Linked DNA regions of Mus musculus: regions 1, 2 and 4 are each linked to region 3. A link is a loop called in an ENCODE intact Hi-C map of the cell type or tissue named here. Cell type or tissue: left cerebral cortex. All regions are shown on one strand. Links, peaks and the distances in the headings refer to the core of each region. The heading gives the core; the rest is flanking DNA.

Region 1 (6,227 bases), core at 265-5,264, 90 kb after region 3:
AGCAGACACACAAAAAAATGAATGGTTCTATGGGAAGCATTGGCTTACAGGCTATCACGTGATGAGGCTTTTACGGTTGTAAAAGAATAAAAACCATATTGTTCCCATTTTGAGGACTTCTATAGACGCCTGTAGTAACTTACATATGCAAATTTGTATGTATGTGTAATTATTTCCTTGCATATCTGAGAAAAACCTGTAAGGAGTCACAATTAAGGGTTGCTGCTTTGGAGGATTAGGGCGAATGTAGAAAGTAAGGGAAGAAGGAACCCTTGTCCACCCCCAGAAGACCCTTGCTTGCTTCTTGACCTATTCCCTATGGAATTTATATTGTAATGTTGCATTACTTACAATGTTAAGTAGAAAAGAAAAGAAGGAAAGAGAAGAGAAGAGGAAAGACCAAAACAATTATTATTTAAGCTTCTGGCTGGAAGAAAGATTTAAATGCACTAATAAACTCAACAGCTAGAGAAGCATTCATCATTCAGCTTTTGTAGAAAATCTAAATCCTGAATGCAGGGTGGCTTCTGTTTCCTGTAACGTAGACACTGAACAGTTGCTGACCCATTGGACTTGGGGTGGCGAATGGGAGTGTCCGAAGCAGGCCTGGGTTGCACTGGGGTCAGGGGACTTTGGTTTGAAGCCAGAGCCTCATCCATACACTCCAGGCTTGGACAATGTAACTCCTATGAGATTAAAAACATCCTTGTATAATGTTGTGAAGATTAAGTTAAATATGTCTGTGAAAATGTATAGTTCAATACTTATGTGCTTAAAATTTTCTGATTGGATTTTAAAAGACTGAGGCTTATATGTTGTAACTGTTTAAGGGATGAGTGACTGCTAGTATTAGCTTTTCTTTAAGAAGTAGTTTTCTCCCCACTTTGATACTTGGTCTTTTTGTCTAAGGACCTCTACAATGAAGGTTACCGAAATATGAGATGTTACAGTACCTCTGGTGCAGAACAATTTATTGTTAAGGGTATACATAACTGGAACCAGCTTAGTTGAGCCTAGAAAATGCATAAAGGAGGTCTTACATTCACCCCAATGGTGCATCTGTTAGGCAAGTTCCAGCAGTGTAACGTGACTCATGTCACTCCTGTGACCCCTGCCCTGTGTTTCAGAGGGGAGTCTCTGGACAATCTGGATTCCCAGCGGCCGGGTTCTTGGAGGCAGTCCCCTTGGCACAGCCAGCCTGCCGGGGTCTATGCGTCTTCCTCTGTCCAGGACTTCAGTCGCCCCCCACCTCAGCTGTTGTCTACATCAAACCGTGCCTACATGCGGAACCCATCCTCTGCGGTGCCACCTCCAGCCGGCTCTGTGAAGACCTCCCCAGGGTCTCCCTCTCCACGCAGCCATTCCCCTTCCATGTCACAGTCAGGCTCTCAGCTACGGAATAGGTAAGGCCCCTTGTGTGGTCCCTTTGTCTTAATTTTAAGGGTGTTCCTTCTTTAAAATCATCCAGTAAAGAAGAAAAGCAAGTCCTTTTGAGTGCATGGAATTGGGTGTTCCTGTATCAAAGCTGTTGAGAAGGCTTTCTCCTGCCTCTGTCTGCCGCCTGCCTAGTGTTTACAAATGTCTGGTAAAGGCACTGGAGATCTTTGACATGTCTGCACGTTGCCAGGCTCTCTGTTGCCCGTGCTTTTGGTCAGTGTCTCAGATGGCCGCTTTCTCTGGATAGATCACCATGTGGCATCACCAAACAAAACAGTAGCTCGTGAATGCTTTTCATATTTATGACCGAGAACAGTATTATGAAGTGTGTTGGACTTTTAATGGCACTTGAATAGAAGCTCATTGGAATGGAATGTGAAAGAAGAGCATGATAAGAAGGCTGCATAGCCTGGGTAGTTTCAGCAAACTGGATTTAAAGAAAACCATCCTGAAGGTTTGATCTTGTGTTTGGAGTCTTGGATTGCTTTGACTGTTACCCGATCTGCTAGCGTTCTGCTCCGGCCTCATCACTTGGCTCCTGTAGTTCGTGTGTTATATAGGGAGGTGGCAAAGTTAGGTAGCATCTCGCATGGCCATTTGCCTCTGGGCTATGGGGTGAAGCCCTGATGTCCGCGTGGGTTGTGTTTTCAGAGGTTCACAGTCGTCTTTAGTCATCCCAAAGGAGTTCTAGTTCCCATCACAAATACAATGATTAGGGGTAGAAAGCCATTTGTATTTGGATACTTTTAAGCTGTTAAGTAGTAGACTTAGATAAGAAAATGCCGTCTATCAGTCCAAGACAATGGTATGGTTACCAAGGTCCACAAACTATATTAGGGTGTTGAATTACAAGAGAAATGGTGAGGAGGCCAGTGCTTTAGTGTAGATGGAGTTTGCAGAGGACAGGAACTACCATTCACGGACTCTCCCACGGAGGGTCCATATGTGAGAATAGAACAGGAGAGGGCTTGGGGCAAGCCTTGGGATTTTCTGCCCAGGGAAGGTCTCTGTCCAGCAGATTGCTCTCTTCTCCAACTCTCAATAGCTATGCATCCCCTGCACTCCTTAGTGGGACTGTGGTTCTGTTTTCCTTCTGAGTGGGTGGGAAAGGATGGGTGAAGATGAAGGGGTTATCCCTTTAAAAGCACTAGGCAACCAGCCCCAGATGTGTAAATAAAACGGGAACCGCCATCCCTGGCTCATCCGCAGCTCTTAGGCAATAATGACATCCTTCTCAACAGAGGTGGAGCCAAGAATGTGTTTAGGTTTCTAACCAGAAAAGTGAAATAAGAAGGGCTAAAAAGTAACTCAGAGAAGGCAAACCACAGAGAATCAGATGGCCCTGAGGGTGGAATGCCCTGAGTGGAATTTTGTGTATCAGCCAACTGAATTAATTAGCAAGAGGATGTAACAGAGCAGAAATACTGGTGAGTCCATATGTAACCAAAGGGGGAATGCCATCAAAATCCCAAATGGACCAATTGCATCCCCTCGAGCCTCTATCAAGACAGTTCAAGGTATAGTGAAGGCATGCTTTAGTTGGCTGCAGAAGGTTTCTCTCCTACGGCTATCAAGATACTTTCTTAAGTTACCATTGTTGCTGCCGCCGATGCCGAGTGTGACTTTAAATGCCAACCTTGCACAGCACACGTGAAAGCCTCCGTTCCGTTCTTGTTCCGCATCTAGGTCAGTGAGTGGGAAGCGTGTGTGCTCCTACTGTAATAACATTCTGGGCAAAGGAGCCGCCATGATCATCGAGACCCTGGGTCTTTCTTATCATTTACATTGTTTTAAGGTGAGCCTGAGTCAGAGAGCTTGCCGCCGCTGCCAATGCCGATGCTACCACCACCGCTGCCGCTGGCCTGCCGCACTTTGCTTGGAGAGCGCATGGCTTCTATGAGCCCCGCCCCGGGTTGTGGATGTGCCACTAACAAGCTTGGTGCTGTTATCTGTCCGTCTGTGCCGTGCTGGTGTTGCAGATTGCTTGCTACCGCTTAATTTTCCAACCTGGAATCTTCTTTTATATGTTAGTCTGGAAGGCCTATGCTTTTTGTAGCTCAATATGCTAGAATTCTATAAATAAAATTTACAGTGCACAGTGTGTTCTCTAGCGTGCTGCCATGGGTAGACTTAAAATTTAATTTACCAGTGTTTTTAGCAACATGGAGACATGCAGTTATCAGTGTCTCAAACGATAGCTTTTAATAGTGTCTAGAAGGAAAACCACTGTAAATATTTTTACAATTGCATAGCCTGCCTGCCTATTCCTGATATTTTTGTTTTTTGTTTTCCTATATAGTAAAAGGTTCAGGCTGTAATTCTTTGTTTTATAGTGTCTAGGCCTATAAACACACATCAGGTTTCATTTTTGAGCTTTCATTAGGCCAGAAGAAAGTCTCCCTATTTTTGATCCTGGAATTCCAAAGTTAGCAGCTTGCTTAAGCATATAAATTTGTGCTGTATCCATGTAGAATAGACTGAGTCAGAACAGTGTTTGAACACACCCAACACAGACACACACACACACACACAGAGGGAGAGAGAAAAAGAGAGACAGAGACAGAGAGACAGAGAACACCAAAGCCCCTAACCTTGACATAAAGCACCCCTTATGGAATACTCAACCAGTGATGTCAAGACACTGGGAACGGTCCACTCCAGACTGGAATGCCAGAAACCCAGGTTGTTTTTCTCTCTGGTTCTTCCATGTTCGTTAGTATTGATTTCCTTGGAGCAATGAAGTCTGAATTTCCTTAAGCCAATCATCAATTTGTTTTCAAATTTCTTTACCCTCAGTAGATTTAGAATGATCATCTTGGCTCTCAAAATTTGCTTTCTGAGTTCTTAGTGTCTAATCTAGCAGGCTTGATTTAAATCCACTAATTGCCTTTTGGCCTCTCCCATCCCTTTGCTTTAATGTAGTATACCCAAGAGTTTCAAGGCTGCATCCTATAATCCTCTTGCTCACTTCCGTATATCCCATCATCCCCTGTGTCTCTCATCTTCTGAGAGAGCTCCAGGCTCTTTGTAGTTAACTAATTGTATATATATATATATATATATTTGTTTTTTTTTGTCTATCAGTGTGTCTCCTGTGGGTGTGACCTCGGAGGCTCTTCCTCAGGAGCTGAAGTCAGAATCCGAAACCACCAACTCTACTGCAATGACTGCTATCTCCGATTCAAATGTAAGAGAGCAAATCAGAGAGAAAATTTCTTGTCTTTTGAGGAGACCACGGGTTCCTATGTCTTTCCCTGAGCCTTGAGCTACCTCCTCTTCCTGAGAGTCCCTGTCATAGGGTCCTGGGCTCAGATCCTCTTCAAAGAGGCTGTGCAATGAGTTCCAGCCACTCAGGAGAGGGTTGTGGGGTTGGGGACCTGGAGGGGCTTGTATCCAGAAATCGGGACATTGACTCTGGTTTGCATAGATCCTGGAGAAACTTCTAATACCTCATGGAAAACAGGATACAGGGTTAAGGCAAGTCCTCTGAACAGACTTTGGTCTGCCTCCTGATTAAGGCTTCATCTTCATCATCAACTTATTTCCATATCTAATGATAAGACCTTAATGTGATTTATAATGTAATCAACTTTGAAAATGCTTGCATTACTATATAACCATGTATTATTCATATATAAAATTTTGAAAAAGAGAATTTTAATTCTGTCTATATGGTGTTTCAGTGTTACTGAATTAAAAAAATAAGTGTTACTTTCTTTTTAAGCATGTGTTTATGAGTATCTCATAGTGTAGGGTAGCATAACTCTGTTGTGTGTTGTTTATAGCCTCAGTAAGGAAGACAGCAGCTGTTGCTGTATATATATAGTTTTGAACCTTGATGCTGGTAACGTTTTTCTTCCTTGTTGTGAAAGGGTGGCACAAGTGGTATCTACAAACCTATTGCTTTTGAACTCAGAGGTATTTATGCGGTCCTTTATGTGCAGAGTGTTTGAAAATGATTTGAACCGGTCAACTCTCTTTTATCTGTCAGCAACTTCTTTCCTGGTTGTCCAGGCCTTCCTGGAACGCTGACCCTGAAGGTGGGAGAATGTCTAGGCTGGGCATGGGGTCTTGGCAGTGTGTCTGTGTGTGCACTTTTCTCTCTTAAACCCAAAGCCAAACATAATTGATTTTTGGAACCACTGCTCACGCCTTTTCTCTCCTTCAGTACGAGTAACAGAGAGTTGAAGGTTTTGTTTTTGTGTTCATTCATACTCTGTGTTTTACAAATAAAGAATTCTAGACCCCAGAGGCTGCAATTGCCTGCCTTTGTCCTAAGACTAAGCGGCAGGTAACTCTTCCTACCTCACTGGGCCACTCTGAGTGACGACTGCTTATGAACTCCCTTGAGCTGACATTCCCGTTTCTGAATCTGAGTGCTTTTCTCTCTTCTCTCCTTTGCCTAATCAGCTGGACGGCCAACCGCCATGTGATGTAAACCCCCATTCGAAAGCGCTGTTGCAGATAGAAGAGGAGGCGCTTGTCACTGATGCAGAGCTATAAAAAAAAAAATGCTGGATGGTTTTTTCCCCTCTTTTTTTTTTTTAAAGGAATAATCATTGCCTCGTTAAATGACATAGGAACACTGTGGTGTTGGTAGGACCTGTATTTTTGTTGTTTATTTATAAGAAGGTAATTATGTGTGTGTGTGTGGGGGGGGGAGGAGTGCAGTATTGACCTTTTAAATTCAGCATCCTAAAAGCACAAGTGGAAAAGAAAACTAAACAAAGCTCAAGAACTTAAAATCCTTCTCATACTCATATGATTAATGATCTCGTTTGACTCTCTAG
Region 2 (6,227 bases), core at 362-5,361, 51 kb after region 3:
GGAAAAGATATGACTGCTTGCTTAATGTTAGAACTCAGGTAGCTGGCAGAATTCACACACTTAGCTCCTGAGGAATTTTATTAGTGGGCACAGTTAATAGTTTTAGGAGATATTTCCAAGATTCTTGATTACGGTAGAAATTTTACTGTAATGTAGCTGCCTATAAAGAACAAACTAGACTTTCAAAACTATAAAAAGTAATCTTGGTCATTTCCAATATTGTTACAAGAAATATATTTAAATTATTTCGCAGGTTTGGTCTACCGGTATTTAAAATTCAGTGGATAAACATGTCAATGTAATATAAATCTGATTGTCTCACGTGTTTTCCCAGTTCTAGACTATTTTAAGTTGTTATTCATTCTCAATGCAGTTTTACCTGGCTTTCTGTAACTGAAATCAATTGGTAATAGTTTTTGAGGAGGAGAGGTGAAGGACACTCAATATTTTAATCAGACTCAGGAGTTGTCCCCTTACCATAGTTTGTCTAATCTCTCTGAACCTCTAAGTTTAACGGTATTTAATAGTGTTAATAGTTTGGAAACTTTAGAAGCTACCAAGATTGTCAACAGAATTCACCGTAAGAACTCTAGATGTTGAAGACACGACTGAGGGATAGGCAGCTATTGCCGTTACCCTTCCCAGTGTGGCGTTTGAGGGGGAAGAAATTAGTTTTTGGCATAACCCTTCGATATCTGTTCATCAGTTCATTGCAGGAAAGCTGTTTTAACTTGATTTAAAATCCCCTTGAAGCTTCAAGCATCCTGACTAACTTTCATGAGGAATGTTCATTTGGCTTTGTAGCATAAACATATCTCTAAAATAGGTTACCAAAAGGGGGTCTAAAAATACCCAGAGAGTAAATACTTGGAGGTGTGTAGTAAGCATGTAACTACCTCTGACTTGGCCCTACCTGTTTTTTCTTAGAGTATCAGTTGTGATGTGACTTGAATTTCCCAGGGCAAGAGTGGGTTTCATGGTAGAATTCATGCCTAGCTTGCCCGAGGCTATAGGTTCGGTTCCCAGTACTATGCACCCACCCTTACCACAGACACCCATAAAGAAAATGTAAACATCCAACCTCAAAATGCTGAAGGATCTTTTTCTTAACTGTACCAGTCGGCAGCACATGCTTCCAGTCAGCACTTGCAAGTATTGGACTTGGTTGTATTGGTTATCAGCATTTGATTGAAAAGGCTATTTAAAAAAAAAAAATCCTCCTGTAGTGTTGGGCTAAGGTAACTATACAAATACAGCAAGATAATCAGTTAATTGAGACCAATGAATATTACATGACTTGTCTGATAATGGGGCCTCATGTGTCTTAGAAAATGCAGCTCTGTTTAGAAGCAGTTGTAAGGTTATTTAATTTCCCCCTTTTTCTCCTATTTTTTTTTTTTTGTCCAAGTTACCAGTGATTTCCTTACATTGATTTCTTGCAATGAGAGTAAAATATAAATTAAAAATGAGTTACCTATAGTGACTCCATTTTACATTTATGTTGAGTGAACTTTCTCTAAACATAATATAGTGGAAAAGTTTGTTACTTTGTAATTAGAAACTAACTGCCCATTCATTATATGAATGCTTTATTTGTGCTGCAGAGCAATTTGAAGAGGAATGTGTAGGGCTTTTTTTGTTTTGGGGTTTTTGTTTGTTTGTTTGTTTGTTTGAGTCCTTTGCCTATTAAATTCCAGCTTGCATTTTGTGCAGTTTTGGGCGCCTGCGCATGCTGTGTGTTTTACTAAGTTTTGGTTGGCATGCAATCCGTTATGTTTACTAAGATGCTTTGTGTGTGACTGTCAGTTCTCATGTGTGTGTCTTTGTGTTGCATGAATTTTCATTTGTTTGGTTTTATGAAGTTTGGGATCTGGTCATATATGATGATATAAGTGAGGTACTGACAACAGTTTATAAAAATATGTATAAACAATCTTTCAATGTAATAACCACTAAATCGGCTATTAGTATCACAAGAAAATAAATGCCAATTACATGTGAATTGATGGTCAAAGATTGCTAAGGCAGCTGTATTTTCCTTATAGAGCTTTGTCAAATGACTTTGTAGGATTATCAGGTCATAACAATCAGGACATCCGATCAAGGCAGGCAAAAGGGAGGTAGACAAGTGACCTGGGTTATTTTCTGAGGATTTTTTTTTTTTTTTGGCATGCTAGAGGACATCTAGGTATATCTAGAAATACTTTTCATATTACAGCCAAGTGTGTATGCTACACTTAGTACTTTGTAAATGCCCTGCAATACCCAGGCTAACCCTCTACAGGACATGATTTTCTGGCTGAAATGTCAATACTGTTTCCCAAATAAGTCCATCAATCTATAAATGAAAATTCTTTCTTATGCTCTTTTTTTTTTCTACTTGATAGTAATTTCAAAGTGTCACACATAGGTTTGAATACTGGCTATTCATCACAAAATTCTATAGTGTCTAATGAAAATATATGTTCACATAGATAAATTAGCATATCTATATTGCTTCCAAAGCTAGAGACCCTTAACTTAATTCTTTTTGAATTTCAATGAAGGCTATGAGTAAATTCACATTTAGGGAAAATGGTCTGATATTGGCTCTTTGGGCACTTCTGTTCTATGGACATCCATCTGCCAGTTTACTGAAGTTGGATTTTAGGATAACCCTTATTTCCAGCAGAAAGTGCCAGAAGCATCATATGCAATCAGGGGAGCACAAGGAAATTATACCTTTGTGATTCATAAAGATTTCTTCTTAAACTTCTTCCTGTCCTTCCCTAATACTATTCAATTAATTGGAAAGGCAAGACACTTGTTACACCTGGATTTGCAGGGAGCAAATATAAATGGAGATGTAACCCGGAGCCTTCCGAGTAAGGAAGTATAAGCCATTGTAGCAGGTAACTCTGAGAGAGCCGTGTGACTCACCTGTGCGTGGTCCCTGCTAGGCCTGTCCTCCAAGATCTCCCTGATGCTGTCTTCAGGGCTTATCTCACTTCTGGGAGGCAGACAGGGAGGTGTTATCTGCATTCCATAGATGTGGAGAAAGAGACCGAGATTGCGGCTTTCCCAAGCATGGAGGCTCTCAGGGAGTAGAACTGGGCTGGGACCGTGCCTCAGGAGAAAACTCACAGAGACTGCTTGGCAGCGCTGGGGCCACTCAAGGATCTCGTGAGACTCTGATGTCATGTGGTTAATGCTGGTAACGAAAGACTTCCATCATCTTTTGTACTCCAGAAGCTGTAGATGTTATCTCTGTGGTCTGGGGCAAACCCTTTTAACTTGAAGCAGTTTACAGAGTTAGTATCTACCAGATTCCATTCAGTCAGAACCTGCCTTAATAAGATTTGGTATATAGCACCCTGCTTTAAAAGTTACGCACCAGCATAGCCTTACCTAGGTATCCTACATTAGTAGACCAGGAGCTGGAGAAGGAAACTGACTCGTGTTCAGTGGGTGGAAACCCAGCTGGTCTGGAGCCCTCCCTCCTTGTCGCTTGCTGGAGCTTACAGAGACCGTTTCGGCCTGTGTTCTTGCTTTAATGGGGGTAACTTTATATACCCCCAGGAACAAACTGTGCTCACATTCCTGCCTATACAAAAAACTTGTCTACTGTAGCTCATGTTTGGCTCACTTTGTTCATGCTGTATGCGTCTGGGCTGCTGGACCCAGCTCAGTGCTCAGGCCCTCAGGGGAGAGAGGCCGGTGGTCTTACCTTTGACTGGCACACTGTGTGGGAACGTACACAGTAATGCTTCCCAGCCCAAGAGGAGGAAAATAAGGAAAGGAGCCATGGAAGGTTCTGGACTAGTTCAAGTTTCTTCTTCCCACAGAAAGTTTAGTGGCGTATCAAATCGTATTTTATTTTTGTTTTCTAGTTTATGCAGCCTCAGGTGTTACATATCCAACCCCTTCTTATGCCTTGGATCTGCGAATTCCCTTCTTCTTTCTATTGAATATTTTTGTTTTGACTCAAAAAGCCTCTTACCATGTAGGCATGGCTTCAGTGAGTTTATATTCTCAAATTCACATGATTGAACTTGGGTATGGAGTTATACCTAGTAAATTATACATATATAGATTGACATGTTTTTGTATAGCTATAGTCTATATGTAATTGATTCCCTACTAAGTCTGTACAGTACTATAAAACTTGGAGAGCAGTCATGCTTTCCCACAGAGTCGATTTGGATTTTCTGCTTGACTATGCTCAGCGTTATCTCATTCTTAGCACAGATACTGAGTGTATCTGCATGCATGGTACTGCACTCTCGTTTCCTTTCCAAGAAGCATATGGCTTGTGAGAGAGATGATCTAGGCATGCCTGTGCATACTATATAAGATGACACCAGGAATTAGTAAACATGAGAAATACTATAGCTAAAGTACTAGAGCGGGTGAGAGAAAGGCAGTCCACTTTTCACATGGAAGAACCACGAAGACTGCATGCAAGTGGTAGAACACGATCTAGATTAGATTAGATCATTGACTGAATGTGTTTATGGAGTATGCACTATGGACTGGGCTTTGTTTTAAGCCTAGTAATCTATAAGCAAACTGTAAGATGTAATGTCTGAAAATCTTACAGGACCCAGCACGTAATAGGGAAATAAGAATGTCTTAGATGCCAGTGAATGTCCAAGGAAAAGAGGTCTGGGGTTGGGGTCAGCCCAAAGAGACAGGCATTTGCAGGATGGAAGGAAGGAAACACTGAATCCCATTTAAGTGGATACCTGGAAGTGAAGAGAAGTCATGTAGCTAGATGAAACGTATTCTGAGCAGATGGAAGAACAAGGAGAGAAGCAAGATGGGTGAGCATAAGGAAGACAACCACTTGGCAGGAGAGTGAGGCAGAGTGTTAGAAATGAGTGTGGAAAGGCAGCAAGGGGCCAGGTTGTTTCAGACCTCAAAGGTCTTGAAGATTCTACTTAGAACTTTGATGGGAAAAAGAAACTCAAGTGTAGCGGTCGTTGAGTAAACCGTACCTGCGCAGGAGCTATCTGGATTCCTGAATGAAAGTCACACACACACACACACACACACACACACACACACACACACACACACACACACACACAAAGGCTAGGTACTCCTAAACCTTCCCCTGGCCACTTACTGGAATTCTTACATGGCTGGTTGGCTTTCCCTCCTGCAGCTCTTAGGTCCCATCCTTCTCCCCCGAATCATGGCGATTCTCTGGCTTCCTTTCTCCCAGTTCCTAGCCTGTGCAAATTTAAAGGTCCTGCTTCAGTCTCTCTGTCCAGCCATTGGTTGTTGGCTCTTTATTGACCCATCAAAAACCAATCGGGGACAAGGACGGTCAGCGCTGTACAGGCAGATTCCTGATTTTGGGGGCTGGATTAATTCAAAGCATTGGAGCCCACGTTTGGAGCTGAGTGTCCCATGACCCGACCGTGACCTAGAAACCTGCTCTTTGGAGCATGTTGAGCTGGATGGTGGAAGCCGACAGATCTTTGGGATTCTCCAAGTGGATGATGTGGTGACAGTGTTGATCAGTCTGATGATGGGGAGGAGGTTAGAAGTTGTTGGATCCTAGAAAAAGAGACCAGATGAATTATGAATGAAATAAGTGTCTTGACAGTAAGAGAGCAACCTGGGTGACTTCAGGAATTTTGAACCTAACAGTGGAAGGATGGAGTTGACCTTAACTGAGATGAGGAAAACAGGTGGTGAGCAGGCGACCGTAGAGAGAGAGCTTAGCCATGATTGTGAGTGGTATTTTGAAAGACAGAGAGGCACCAGCCAAGGGCTTTTGAGTTGGAGGGAGCATTTGAGGGAAGCCTTCTCCAGTGATAATGTAAGCAGCTGGTTTGGAAATGCAGGGGAGGGTTGTGCTCGACCTAGACTGCTGGCAGTCTGAATGGAAAGAAAGCCGCATTAAATGAGAAGATAAGTAATTGAAAGTGAGGAGAAACAAAAGTGGAAAGTGGTTCTTAGCTTTCAAATGTGGATGGCTGGGGCGCAGGGACCACCATTAACCATCACCAAGGAAAAGCAGCTTGAGATTGGCTGTATCAGCAGTAACAACATGTCTGCTGAGGCCCAGTTTAAAAAAAAAAGTCTTTTTCAGATAACATTTCAGCAGGTCCCTATTCAAGCATAAGTGCGTATTCACAAGTCATTGGAAATGAGTCAAAGAGGGGCAGATTCCTGGCTGGAGCCTCCAGAGGCATTTGCTTAGTAGTTACAACTGTATTCCTGAACCAGCTCAGAGT
Region 3 (6,227 bases), core at 834-5,833:
AGTAGAGTCCTGTAGAAACGATGGAACAAGACTTTCAGAGCCAGGACGTGCGGCTTCCACTTTGCTCTCTCTCAGATCACTGGCTCTGTCAGCTAAGTCTTCTGGAAGCATCGGTTTGCCCTGATTTGCCAACCACATGAGTGAGTTACCTAGGGAACAGCCACCACGGCAGGCCAAGCTTTGCATAACTGCAGCCTGAGCTGACATGCCAGTTACAGCTCTCTAGGAAGGGTCCTCCACCTCAGAGCCACCTACCTAGTCAAGGCGGTCCCCACATTCTAGACTCTCCAGAATTGCTGTCTTTTGTCTGAGGCAGCTGTTTCAGGATCTTCTGTTTTACAGTTTGGCATAAGTAACAGAAGTTCTGCAGTGAGCCAGTACCAACCGGAGAACTTTGTAGAACTTTGTGGAATTTTCATCCTAGTTTCTTAGTGAGCACCACTATTACTAATGATTAGTCGGGGTTATGGTGTGTGTGGCGGGAAGTATGAACATCTCAATCCTTCTACTTTTTTTGTAGTGTTTGCTTTTCTTTCATCTCCACAGAAACATTGTAAATGAGAAGGAGCTACTTGGGTACCACTAGAGTTTATTATTATTGAAGTTATTATTATTATTATTATTAGTAGTAGTATTTTGGTTTAGTTTTTGAAAGTTACCTTTGGCCCTGAATGTGTAGGGATCACGTGTGTTTAAAGCACGCTATTTGTGATAGGGTGTCTTTTGTTGAGCTATAGAATATTTGTATGAGGAATCAGTGGGCTCTGACACTCATCTCCTTGCAGACAGAATTGCCTGTCCTTTGTAATGGTTCGAAGATCTGTATGCACTCACTATGTGGATAAAGAAAATGGGGCCAGAAAGCATAACTAATCTCTCTAAAGCTAGTCCTGGCTCCCAGGCCAATTAGATGAGGTAGATTTCCATTTATGCTTTTTTGTTGCTGTTGTTGATGTTTTTGTTTTACTTTACTTTTTTTTTCTTTTTCCTTTTTTTTTTTTTTTTTTGAGTAGTTTCTAGTGAAAATGACTCTACCCAGTAAAGACTAAAAGCCTTCTTTTTATTATGCTGAGCTGGGTGTGGCTGCTTGATGCTGGAACAGACATGAAATTTTTATTTTATAATTTTGTCTATCCCCTGAGGCAATGCTCCACTTGGATCCTTTGAAATGGCAGGAAATAAATTACCAGTGGGCTCCAGTCCAGGATGCGGGATGGAGGTTCCAATTCTGATTGGAGCAGACCTCACTTCCAGTGCGTAGGCCATGTGTGAGTTTATATAGGACGCTTGTCTGCTTTTAAAACCGAGAACCGCTAAGCCTTGAAAACAGCATTCTGCTTTGTGGCTGATAAAAAAAGGTTTTACTCAAGCCTAAGATGTAATCACACCACTTGTGTTCTTTCCTTGAACTTTGTTCTCCATGGAGTAGAGTCACTTTCGATTTGAAGTGGTTTCTCTCTAAATACTTAGATGGGCTTTGAGGAATGTGTGGCTTCTCTCTTATCAACCTGAACATTTCGTTCACAAGGTAAGTGCTATTATGTTTTTGTAAAATATGTGGGGTGTGTTTACTCTCAGTTTCTTAAGATTATTCTGTTTGATTTTGTTTTAGTATCTACCTATCTATCATTTATCAATCAATCTATCATCTATCTATCTATCTATCATCTATCTATCTACCTATCTATCTACCATCTATCTACCTACCTACGTATCTCTGTTCCAGGCACCCTGTTTGAGGATTTGTATGTTTTCTAGGCAAGCATTCTTCCAACTGTACTATATTCACATCTGATAATTTTATATAAATGTAAGCATTCAGAGCCAAATTAGGCAGATATGAAGATGCATAATAATTTATTTTTACTTTTCCCTCCCCCAAATATGAGATTTGCTTCCTGTTGGATATGAGATATTGTCTTAATGAGATATTTTTGTTGTCTGCTCTTCTGAGAGTAGGCATTAAAATTGTTAATTTGTGTTTTCAAATAATTACAGATAACCTAGCATTCAGAAATTGTAAACTTACTAGTCAAGATACCATTGTGTTCCTAACTGGAATTTTGCCAATAGGTTATCACTGTGTGTGTGTGTGTGTGTGTGTGTGTGTGTGTGTGTGTATGTGTATGGAGATTAGAGGTCAATTTTGGGTGTCTTCGTCAGTCTCTCCTCATTGTATGTAGTGCCCTCACCTCTTGGACATAATGTTAATTTAAAATTAAATCATCTTGTTTAGGCTGCTCAACTTTTTACTTAGAAATTTCTTTAGGCTTTGGGGCCAACTTATTTCAAATGAAGCAAACATTTCAGTTCCTGGCTAGTTAGTTCACGATGTCTTTGTCTGAAAGCATCCTGGAACAGCCTTCCTCCTCCACAAACAGTTGTTGTTGATTTCTAGTTTCCCTTGCTTCCTTGGCAGTCAGTGTTGCTTTTCTCTGGGCACACTTTTTTCTGCACTTTCCTCAAGTCACCTCAGACTCTGAGGAACTTAAGCTGGTGAATCGGCCTCTTCCTCTCTCATTCTTTCGGATATACCTCTTACTGTGTCTAACACCCCAACTTCGCTGCCTGCACATAGAAAGTACTGGCAGGTAGTCTTGGACCTTGGGGAGGGAGGTGGGGTGTGGCTCCAGGGAGGCCCATACCACAGAGCCGGTGTTGCCAGCCAACCTAAGTGGACAAGCATGTGCCAGCATGCAAGCAAGACATTCCCCTACCCACAACTCCCAGCAGAGCAAAAGCAGAGAGTCCACACGGACTCACCAGGAACTCAGCCACATAAAATACTTTTTTCTTTTTCAAGAGCTGTAAGGGGCGATGCCAAAGCTAATCCTGGTAACCAAATGTGTGTGGTTGCAATGCAGCGCCCTGAAAATAGAACGCATCGTGGTACCACACAGCACGCATAGCACAGTGGCACGCACTGGTTTGTAAGTGGAGGACTGGAGCTTTGAAACTAGATAGGAGGTCAAGCTTGGAGGTGGAGGATAGGTTTTCAGTTTTTTGGAGGCAGCTCTTCAGACAGGTGCAGGGAATGAGTAATACGCCACTCCCCAATGGTCCGGCTCAGCCAATAAGCACCAGGCTTCTCCTTGGTCGGATAGCATGGTCTCTGTGCCTGTCACGAGCTGGATCAGCAACCAAACCCAGATTCCAGGTGTGGTATTCCACAGCCGTTCTGTAATTTGTAATCATAGAAACAGAACGTTCCTCCTCTTATTTCTTCCCTGCCAACAGTTTCTGGGTGGGTGAATGTCAGTAGCTGGAGTTATTTTTAAAGAGGTGAAGCTTGCCGTGCGAAGCTGGGAAGAGGGCGTTTGTTTGCAGAGCAGAGCTGACATCAAAGTGTAGATTGCTGCTCACTGGCTAGGCGCTTGTCCTATAACAGGTAATGTTTAACGTGCCAGTCACAAAGATCACAGGAACAGTGTATGCTCGGGCATAAGATAGCACCACCTTTTTATGCTCTGGAAGACGGAAAGGCTATACGTGTTCTCGGACTTTTTTTTTCTCTCTCTCTTTCGAATACACTTATGCGGCTGTTCTTGCCACCGCCTCTTTGGCTGACTATAATTGGACTTTGAAGTTGCGAACTCGTATCATAAAAATTGGTAACCTTTGTCTGAGAGCAAGCTCGGCTAAGCAATCACTTTCCAATTCTTTTCACAGGATAACATAAATGTTTTTTTGAGAGCTTGTGAACAGATTGGATTGAAAGAAGCCCAGCTTTTTCATCCGGGGGATCTACAGGACTTATCAAACCGAGTCACCGTCAAGTAAGTCTCACTGGTGTGTTTTAAATGTAGAATAATTGTATCATAGCTAAATGTTATATATGTGTATGTGTGTGTGTGTGTGTGTATATATATATATATATATATATATATATATATATATATATAGGAGGTTTGCAGCTTAAGTGAAAATTGTTGCTGAGAAATTTTGTGCTTATGGAACTATCTTTCCTCTCTCTGTCTTTCTTGTGTCTCATTCCAAAATAGACTCTTAAAAAATCGTCTTGAGGACTGGCTCAGAGTGTGAAGCCTTCTGTAAGTGACACGGTGTCAGGATCTTGTTGTAAATCTCTACACTGACCAGAGTGGCGGCTTATATTTGAATGTTTTCCAGCCTGGCCATGCTTGGTTGCTAATGGTAACGCTGTTTATTTTAATTATCAAGCGAATTTAGAGGCTATTAGCATAATAGAAAGGTAAGAAGGGTCAGTTGAAAGTAGCTTTTAGGTAGTTGGACATGGAAAATGACAGGGACAGCTGGTGCAAGCCTCCTTGGTCATATCTGACAGGACTGTCTTGCCTAGGGCCAACAACCTTGTCAGTGGTTGCTTTTAGAATAATGAACCCTTCCCACTGTGGTAGTAGTTTGGGCAAGAAGGTAAAAGTAGAGAGGAACTCACATCCGTGGGCGTTCTGTTGGAGTTTAGGTGGACAGTAGTGTTCATGTGTGAGTGTGTGGTTTCAGGAAAGTTCTTTTAAGCTGTTATGAGATTTTTTTCCCCCTCCAGCAGTCTAATCTGCATGCAGGAAATCAGTAATAAAATTATGTTGCTAGGTAAATGTGACATAGACGTTATATAATTTTGAAATAATGCTTACCCTCTTATCTGGCCTCTTGAACCTAATTAACATGTTTCCAAATGAGGAAACACACTCTGTTCTACTTGTAGAAATAGCGAAAATGAAAAGCTTTGTGCTCTAAAGATTTGTGTACTTACTGTCCCCATAGTGTGGCTTCAGTCATTATTAAAATCAACCAGGAAATCATAAACAGGGCCACGGTCTCATGGGGAAAAACAATGCTACAGATATTTTTTGATAATCTGCCCTGTCTTCTAACAGTCTAACCCAAAAACCTCAGGCAGCACTAGTTGCTTTAAAATCTAACAGTAAATATTTCAAATGAACAACCTGTGCCACGCTGGCCCACCTCTTCCCGTGGGGTGTTTTCTCAACTCCACAGCGATGATATCTGCCTGGAAGAGTCATCTGTCCACATTTCTGATGAATTTGAAAGTACCAATCTGAAGTCTTGTTGCTGAAAATACTTACTTTCACTCTACTCAAGGTCCTTATAATGGCCATTGAAAATGAGAAACTATTTGTTTAATTTTTTTTTTCCTACATAGTACATCCTTTCCTAGGACTTATCTGGGCAAAGAAACTTCAGCCTTTGAAATAGTTTTTCCCTGAAGCTGGTGATGTGAATTAAGTCTAAGTGTGTCCTCCTCTGCAGTCATATTGCTTTGAACCTCGGCAGCCTATACTTGAGGTGGCTTACGGACTGGGTGAAACATGTTTGTTTGGCTCCTGATTTTAAGCGTTGCATACAGGGCTTGCCTGGAACCGCTTTCAGGAGTGGTTGGGTCTAAAGTGTTGACAAGAAATCAGGATCTGGGCTCAACCTTCAGTGAAATTAAATTACTGACAAAGTGAAACTGGGGTTGTGCGAAGCCTGCAGAACAACTTGTTTGAGTGGAAACCACAAGCCTGTCACAGCAAGGTGTGCCTCGCTTGGTCAGGGTGAGAGAGCCGCTCTCAGTCTGCTTGAGAACTCTCCATGCTTGAACCTTGCTGGGCTTAAAGTGTGAGTCCTGGGTGTACCCCAGTGTAAGGCTCAGTGCCTCTCAGACAAGGTTGAAGATCACTGGCAAATGACTGCCCTTGTGCTTTGAGAAAGCCCCTTTCATTACGAGGAACAGGCTTAACGGAAGACAAATGATTGCTTAGTAAAGAAAAGTTTTAGTTTGGATTGTTACATAATACACAGACTTGTGTAGTTCAACTCTTGACCTGTCATTATTATAAATAAAAGGACTTGATATCGATTAGATCGGTGGTTCTCTTGTGGAGGTAGTTTTTCCTCCCTGGGGATGTTTGGCAATATGTGGAGACATTTTTCATTGTCATAGTTGTGTGGGGTGCCTACCCAGTGGGTTAGAGTGACTCTAAGTGTCCTGTAGCCCACAGGACAAACTCAACAGGGGAGGATTTTTTTTTTTCTATTCCAGGTGATCATAATACAGGGGTTCAGAAATTCCCAATGTAGACATAGAAGACCATCTTTGCCAGCAAAAAAGCTATGGGGACTGAAAGACTGTGACCGGACAGGCTTGTGACATAGCTATGATGTCACAGCACGCTTGCTGTCATCAAATAATTTCATTTCTGTGTTAGTTCAGTATGCTTATTTCGGTGGCAAGGCTCCTTGTG
Region 4 (6,227 bases), core at 511-5,510, 58 kb before region 3:
CTCAGGTCTCCTGCAGGAAACCACAGCTGCAGTGTGTTCGGGAGGGCAGTGGTCACATCGTTTGTGTCCAGAAACCACTGCTTTGTAGCACTCACCTTCAACCTCTATCTTCAGTTTTGTTTTGGGGAACAAGGCTAGCTTAGAAGTCATTGTCCCCAGCTTCCCGAGTGCTTGGATTACAGGTAGGTGCAACCATGCTTGGCTTAGACTAGGTCTTGAATGATCTCAGAAGCCCGTGTGTTAAAGATGTGCTCACCAGAGTCCTGGTGTTTGGAGAGGTCATTGGAGGTATGTTTTAGAGAGTCATTTTGGCATACTGACTCCTTCTTTTACGTTCTTTGCTTCGTGACTGTGAGGAGAGTAATTTGACATTACTATAGGCTCCTTCCTTGTTCTGCCTTGGCACACCCCAAACAACTGGGGCTCATGGGTAATGGACAAGACCATCTACAAATGGAAGCCAAAGTGAGCCTTCCCTCATTATACGTTAATCATCTATCGCTAGGATTTCACTATGGTGATGGAGCATTGATGACCATCTTGTTTGGTTTATAGAAGTTAGAGTCCACAGGTTGCAGTGTATATTCTTGTAGAAATCTCTCTGCCCATCGTGAGGATTGCCAGTGGGTTGTTTTTGTTTAGTTCTTCTCATCATGGTGGTGAGCAGTCGGGATCATTTAGTGAATGTAGTTATAATGGTGGGTCAGGTGCATGCTTAGCCTTATTATTATTATTATTATTATTATTATTATTGTATTGGAATTAGTACAGCGCACCTTAGGGTCCAACAGCATAATATTCATATTCATTATATAAACTATTATGGTTCTCATCTCTTACTGGTTTTGACTCCACAGCTTTTCAGACTTGCCGTATTGTACAAATACAGGCGAGTAAATAATGAAGGGCACTATGAGGCTTTGTGCAGCCCTGACATTTGTTCTATTTTTAGGCTATTTCTGGACTCCGGGCTTTCATCATGCCGCTATTAGGAAATTCATCAAACTTTCATATTGCCTGCGCTGGGCTCCATTGTCTGTGGCTGCCATCTGCTCCGCTCGGGGCGGCCTGATGATTATTTCATGTGCTCCTGCAACCCTCCTGTCTTCGCTGCTCTTCAGCCTCTTCAGCTTTTTCGTTCTTTGCCTCTGTTCTCTGTTCCTGGGTGTAGGAGAATTGTCACTTTTCTGAGGAGGAGGGAAACTTTAGTGAACATTGCTGTAGGTCTTTGCTCTCTCTCTGACTATTGCCAGGTTTTCCCTTGTCTCCGTCTCTCTTTTGCCTGAGCCAAATTCAAATTTTTAAGGACTTAAAAGATTTAAAAATGAATCACAATCACTTGTTGCACATGTACTGTGGTGCGTGAAGATCACCTGACACCTCATGGTGATTCCTGACTTCAGTAAACTTTTGGTCTAGGACAGAAAAGAGTGGCCTTAAGAATGATGAATTAAAGCTATTGTAATTCCCGGGTTGCTGGCTTAGTAACTCAGAGTCTCAGAAGGTGCTGGGAGGAAAGGGTTGACTCAGGAACATTGGTCTTTGTGGAGGCCGTGGAGAGAGGCCGTTTGAACTGTGGAAATGGACTAAGGAAAGCACTGAGCCTTTAGGAAGGTCAGAGTTTATGGGTCGATGTGACTTTGGGAAAGCCAAAGCAAGATGGCTATTTTTAAGGAGTACAAAGTAGAGTTTTGAAAAGTATTCAAGAGACAAAAGATTAAGGCCGAGCCATGCTTCCACCCTTCCATCCATCCATTCATCCATCCATCCATCCATCCATCCATCCATCCATCCATCCATCCATCGATTGGAGGAGCCTGTGTTCATATCTGTGCCAGGTGCAGAACCTGAGTGGGTGGGGCATGTGGCCGCGGAGCAGCGAGGAAGGGCAGAGCCTCTGAGGCTTGAGTTTAAGCAATGCAGAAAATGTAAATCCTAGGATTTCAACAGAAAGTGAGGTGTGCATGGCTCTCTGAGGACTGTTCACCCAATCGGGTTGGAGACGAGGAGTGAGGCAAGATTCTTCTAGATGACATACTCAGCTGGGAGAGTAAAGTTGAGGCAGAAGGATCCAAGGACAGGCCAGAGCTAGATGACTAACACCATTTGCCTCTGTGAGAAACATTTGTAAGGCAGGCGAACCCCGCCCCAGAGTTTGACACAAAGAGTGGTTTACGGCCAGGGTGAAGCAAATCACCCTGTTAGAGCTTTCCTGATTAACCCATGCCCTGCCGCTTCCCATCCAGTCCCACCCTGCCACAGGCCCGCCCAGTTCGGATGCATAGTCAAGCGAGGATCTGAACTGCCTGCCACATGGTAATGCTAGGCCGGGGAAGCAGATCTCTGTGTCCGTGAGCCCCAGGAAAGTCTCCTGTTGGGGGAGGGAAATTGTCAAGAGGACTGAGAAGACTCTCAGAAGTCTTAAGTTTGGCGTCTGAACACTTCTTAAGTCAGGGTTTCTTTCTGTAAAAATGCATATACATTTGTAGTCTTGAGGATTGAAGCCAGGCCTACACCTATACTTGGCTAGTGTTGTGGCATTGAGCTATCTGTCAGGCTTCTCTTAGAACTACGGAGGGTCATAGATCTACAAGTAAACTGATTCTCTACTTTAATATACAAACTTTTACGTACAAAGTGTCAAAATCTATCCGAGTGAACCAACAATGCTCCTGTGGGAACACTCTAGAAGCCTTCGTATACTTAGTAAAGGCTACAGTTTTGCAGTATTATAAAAATATTTCTCACTTTCACCAAATACAACCTTATGTTGTGTTTTAAACCTCACAATGAGCTGTTTTGTTGAAATTCTTTTTAGTAATGTGCCTGGATCCAGTCATTAATATTTAGACTCCTGCAGTACTGAGAACATACCAGACAGTGGCAGCAAAGAACAGAGACGGATTTCAGGCTTTGTTTCGTTTGTCCTCTAAGGAAGAGTACTGTGGAGGTGACAGTTTGGTGCAAATTTGTTCTCTCATAAGGAAGCCCGAAGTACCTGTTTAAAATCAAACACATACCAGAGGAATCCAGGCTTCTTGGCAGGTCCTAAGTCCTTCCCATCCAAACAGTTTGTCTTGTAGTCATATCTCAGTGACACACAGAGTCAGAGGAGAACTTCTAGGCCAGCCCAAGACATTTGAATCAGAATCTTCCAGAGAAAGGCCTACAAACTTGGCTGTGTTTCACTAACTCTGCAGACAGTGAGTCTCTACACTCAGTTAAGAGTTGACAAGTTAGTCCTTCCTATGGAGCATCATGAGTCTATGAGGTGGTGTTCACAAACCAGGCAAGGAGACAAAGGGCATCAGGAACATCCCTCCACACGGCTGTTCATCACTCAGGACCAGGCACTCTTGGTTATGACGTAATGCTGTCCGGATACTGTTCTCCATTTTCAAAGAGAACTTATAGTTCTCAGCATACTGCGTCAGCGTTGCTAAGGGAGGTCACTGGGTTTCCTGAAGAAGGATTCCTAAGGCCATCAGTATTTGGGGAAGAAACCCAATTAATCAATGTCTATGGGTTAAGTATACGGTACATTATATGTCTTAAGTAAGCTCCAAAATGGTGTTTAAAAATTATTCTCTACCTTTTAAACAAATCACCCTAGTAAGTACAAATAAAACTAGTTCTTGGTCAAGGATATTTTAAATTAGTAAGTTAAACTTTTGAGGTGAACTGGAAACGTGATTGAGATCTCCTAAGGCTCAGAAAGAGTCTAAAGGAAAGAGCTTAGCATCTGAGTTGCTTGAGGAAGGGATTTCTTAGTAGTCCTGTAGTTGGAAGTGTGGCTCACTCACAGAAGACAGCTAGTGGAAGTTTGTATACCCAAGAGCTGGGGCCCCATTTGTTATACTTTTAGGTATGTTTTAGATCTCGTGTGTTGAAAACTAACAAAGGAAGTTATGGAAAAGATAATAAATGGACTGCAGAGATCTTAATTCTGTGGAATTGTTACCCACAATGCAAAGGAGACACATCATGACCTTTTTTGTCGGGCTTCTTTCCTTCTGCCTATTTCCAAGAATCATCCATGCTGTATCGTGTATCAGCACTTCAATATTTCACTATATGGTTTTAATTGTAGTCAATTTATTCATTGATTGATTGATAAGCTTTTAGGTGGCACCCACTTCTTTTGCTTAACATGAGCAAGGCTAAATAAATATAAATGTTTGTGTCTGAGATTTCATGTGGAAAAAAGGTTTTCATTTTCTTTGAGATCAAAGTAGGGATAGAATTGTAACTCTCTCCTTGCTTCCTGGAATTCCTTGTTGAGTTGGTTACTGGGAGCTTGACAAGTAGATTCCTGAAGAACTGTGTCACTGTTGATCAGTGCCACAGACAACCTTAGGAGTAGACATCCATGAAGAGTCGTTGAGTGGGATGTTTATGTCACAGACATACGAACTCCGTCTCTCGATGCCAAACTTACACTGAAGAGTGAATTGTATCATTGTCACCAAAGGGTAGACCTCTCAATTTGAAGTCCATATAGGACTAAGTAGTGACTCTTCACCTGAAACTGTAATGTAGCCACACCATTTCTAAAAATGAATGTTTCCCACAGTGATGACTCTCACGGGAATTCACGGGGAGCTAGGCAGGCCATTGTTGAGACTTGTTCATGTGTGTGAGACATTTCTGTACAAAACAACAGCATCTTTTGACTCTTGAAAACCCATGATTATATTAAGCATTATAACTATACTTGAAATATTCTGATAATGGATGCTCACATCCACTTACGACTTGTATACCCACTACTTAAAAACTTGTTGATCTGGAAAAAAATAACTCATGCAGTAGTCAGGGCTTTGGGGAGACTTTTTCATGAATACTTTCTATCCACTTGCAACAGTTTAAATTGGAGTATGGACCTATGTTTGGAGACAAAATTTAATCTTTATAAGTAGTAGGTGCTAGCAAAATAGACGTGTTTAAGAGGAACACATTTGGGGGTTTGCTGTCTCCAGAGACCTTAACTTGTGGCTAACAGGGCTCATGTGGTCTTGGTTTTGTGTCCCAAGCAAATTTGTGCCTACTATCAGCACTGGAGGGAATCTTCCTTTCTTGTAGTTTCACTTAGTCCTTCCCATTGGTGTTTATCTTTGGGCTCCATCACTATAGCCACTTAGAGCGATTAGCTTGAGCTATAAGATTAAAGTGGATTATGGCGCTTGGGGTGTAACTTGTCCTGCATCAGAAATTATTTTACTTCTTTTCTTTGCTCAAGGAATGTAGCCTAGCTGGCATTTGGCTCCATAATGACTGAATGAGAACCTCAAGTGTTTAGACTGTTTCATATTTTTGCTGTTTCTTTCCCTGTGTGGGCCCGTGCCTGAGGAACTTGCATTGGGAGGTGTAATTACTACACCCACTCTTAGAGGAAGGTCTTGAAGAGGGCAATGGCTTTGGAAAAATTTTTAGACTTGTGACCACCATGAAACATTGTATTCTGTTTAGAATTGGTGATCTGTGCAATTCTGATGACCACAGACTTGGAAGACTTGTGAGTTGGCTTTGGTTTTGCTATCAGATGATATTAGTATTGGCAGAAATAGCTCTGGTACATTCCAGAATATTATGTAGTACAATGCCAAGGTTTAATAGAGGCTAGTGATTGGGGAATCATGCCCCTCAAAGCTATGTTATTTGCTGAATATACAATATCATTTCACCAATTCACATGCTACAACTCAGAGACTTAACCACAGTTCACAGAGGTGCCTAGCCTTAAAATACCATTTTGCCCACACATTTCAAAACAGGGTTAGACTCTTAAAGGGGAAATGAATTTTTCAGTTTATTTTTTATTAATTTTTCAGTAAATGGACAAAATAATTTTTTTAAAAGATTTTATTTATATGTAAGTACACTGTAGCTGTCTTCAGACACTCCAGAAGAGGGAGTCAGATCTCATTACGGATGGTTGTGAGCTACCATGTGGTTGCTGGGATTTGAACTCCGGACCTTCGGAAGAGCAGTCGGGTGCTCTTACCCACTGAGCCATCTCACCAGCCCCCAATTTGTTTATTTAGAAGACAGTTTAACAGGGAAGCTAGATTCTAGTCCAGGAAAACTTTCAAATTAACAGGTCCACCATGGTACAAGCTCTGGTTTAAAGGGTTATTCCCACCTACCAAGGGTGTATCACCAAAGTGTCTTAGTTATGGTTACTATTGCTGTGATGAAACACAATGACCAAAAACAAGTTGTGGGGG

What was found. Hi-C counts contacts between places; a loop is a spot of excess contacts. Peaks named below come from ENCODE experiments on the same cell type or tissue, not always from the same donor. Only the 100,000 strongest peaks of a DNase experiment are listed, where the experiment ranks them.
Region 1: it touches region 3 in a loop (7-fold over the local background); 5 of 42 quality-filtered maps call a loop at or near these places.
Region 2: it touches region 3 in a loop (1.9-fold over the local background); 7 of 42 quality-filtered maps call a loop at or near these places.
Region 4: a loop joins it to region 3, with 2.9 times the contacts of the local background. A loop is called at or near these places in 7 of 42 quality-filtered maps.

The regions. Positions count from the first base shown.
Region 1 is chr14:101,928,049-101,934,275 of GRCm38, forward strand. Lmo7 (LIM domain only 7) reads left to right here. Exons shown (of 31, transcript NM_201529.2): 28 at 1,128-1,403; 29 at 3,124-3,232; 30 at 4,522-4,624; 31 at 5,848-6,227. The coding sequence ends at 5,870. Among named protein-coding and RNA genes, the nearest start is that of Lmo7, 200 kb to the left of the region's middle. In left cerebral cortex, for the core only: no CTCF peak of the experiment used is centred there; DNase peaks (open chromatin) are centred at 3,114 and 3,320; H3K4me3 peaks cover 897 bases; H3K27ac peaks cover 1,362 bases.
Region 2 is chr14:101,889,145-101,895,371 of GRCm38, forward strand. The region is part of intron 11 of Lmo7 (LIM domain only 7); the gene reads left to right. Among named protein-coding and RNA genes, the nearest start is that of Lmo7, 160 kb to the left of the region's middle. In left cerebral cortex, for the core only: no CTCF peak of the experiment used is centred there; DNase peaks (open chromatin) are centred at 3,197, 3,453 and 4,281.
Region 3 is chr14:101,837,203-101,843,429 of GRCm38, forward strand. Lmo7 (LIM domain only 7) reads left to right here. Exons shown (of 31, transcript NM_201529.2): 4 at 3,670-3,776. Among named protein-coding and RNA genes, the nearest start is that of Lmo7, 110 kb to the left of the region's middle. In left cerebral cortex, for the core only: no CTCF peak of the experiment used is centred there; DNase peaks (open chromatin) are centred at 1,238, 2,875, 3,203, 4,387 and 3 more places; H3K4me3 peaks cover 3,240 bases; H3K27ac peaks cover 3,333 bases.
Region 4 is chr14:101,779,227-101,785,453 of GRCm38, forward strand. All of the region lies in intron 1 of Lmo7 (LIM domain only 7), which reads left to right. Among named protein-coding and RNA genes, the nearest start is that of Lmo7, 52 kb to the left of the region's middle. In left cerebral cortex, for the core only: a CTCF peak has its summit at 2,879; a DNase peak (open chromatin) is centred at 2,893.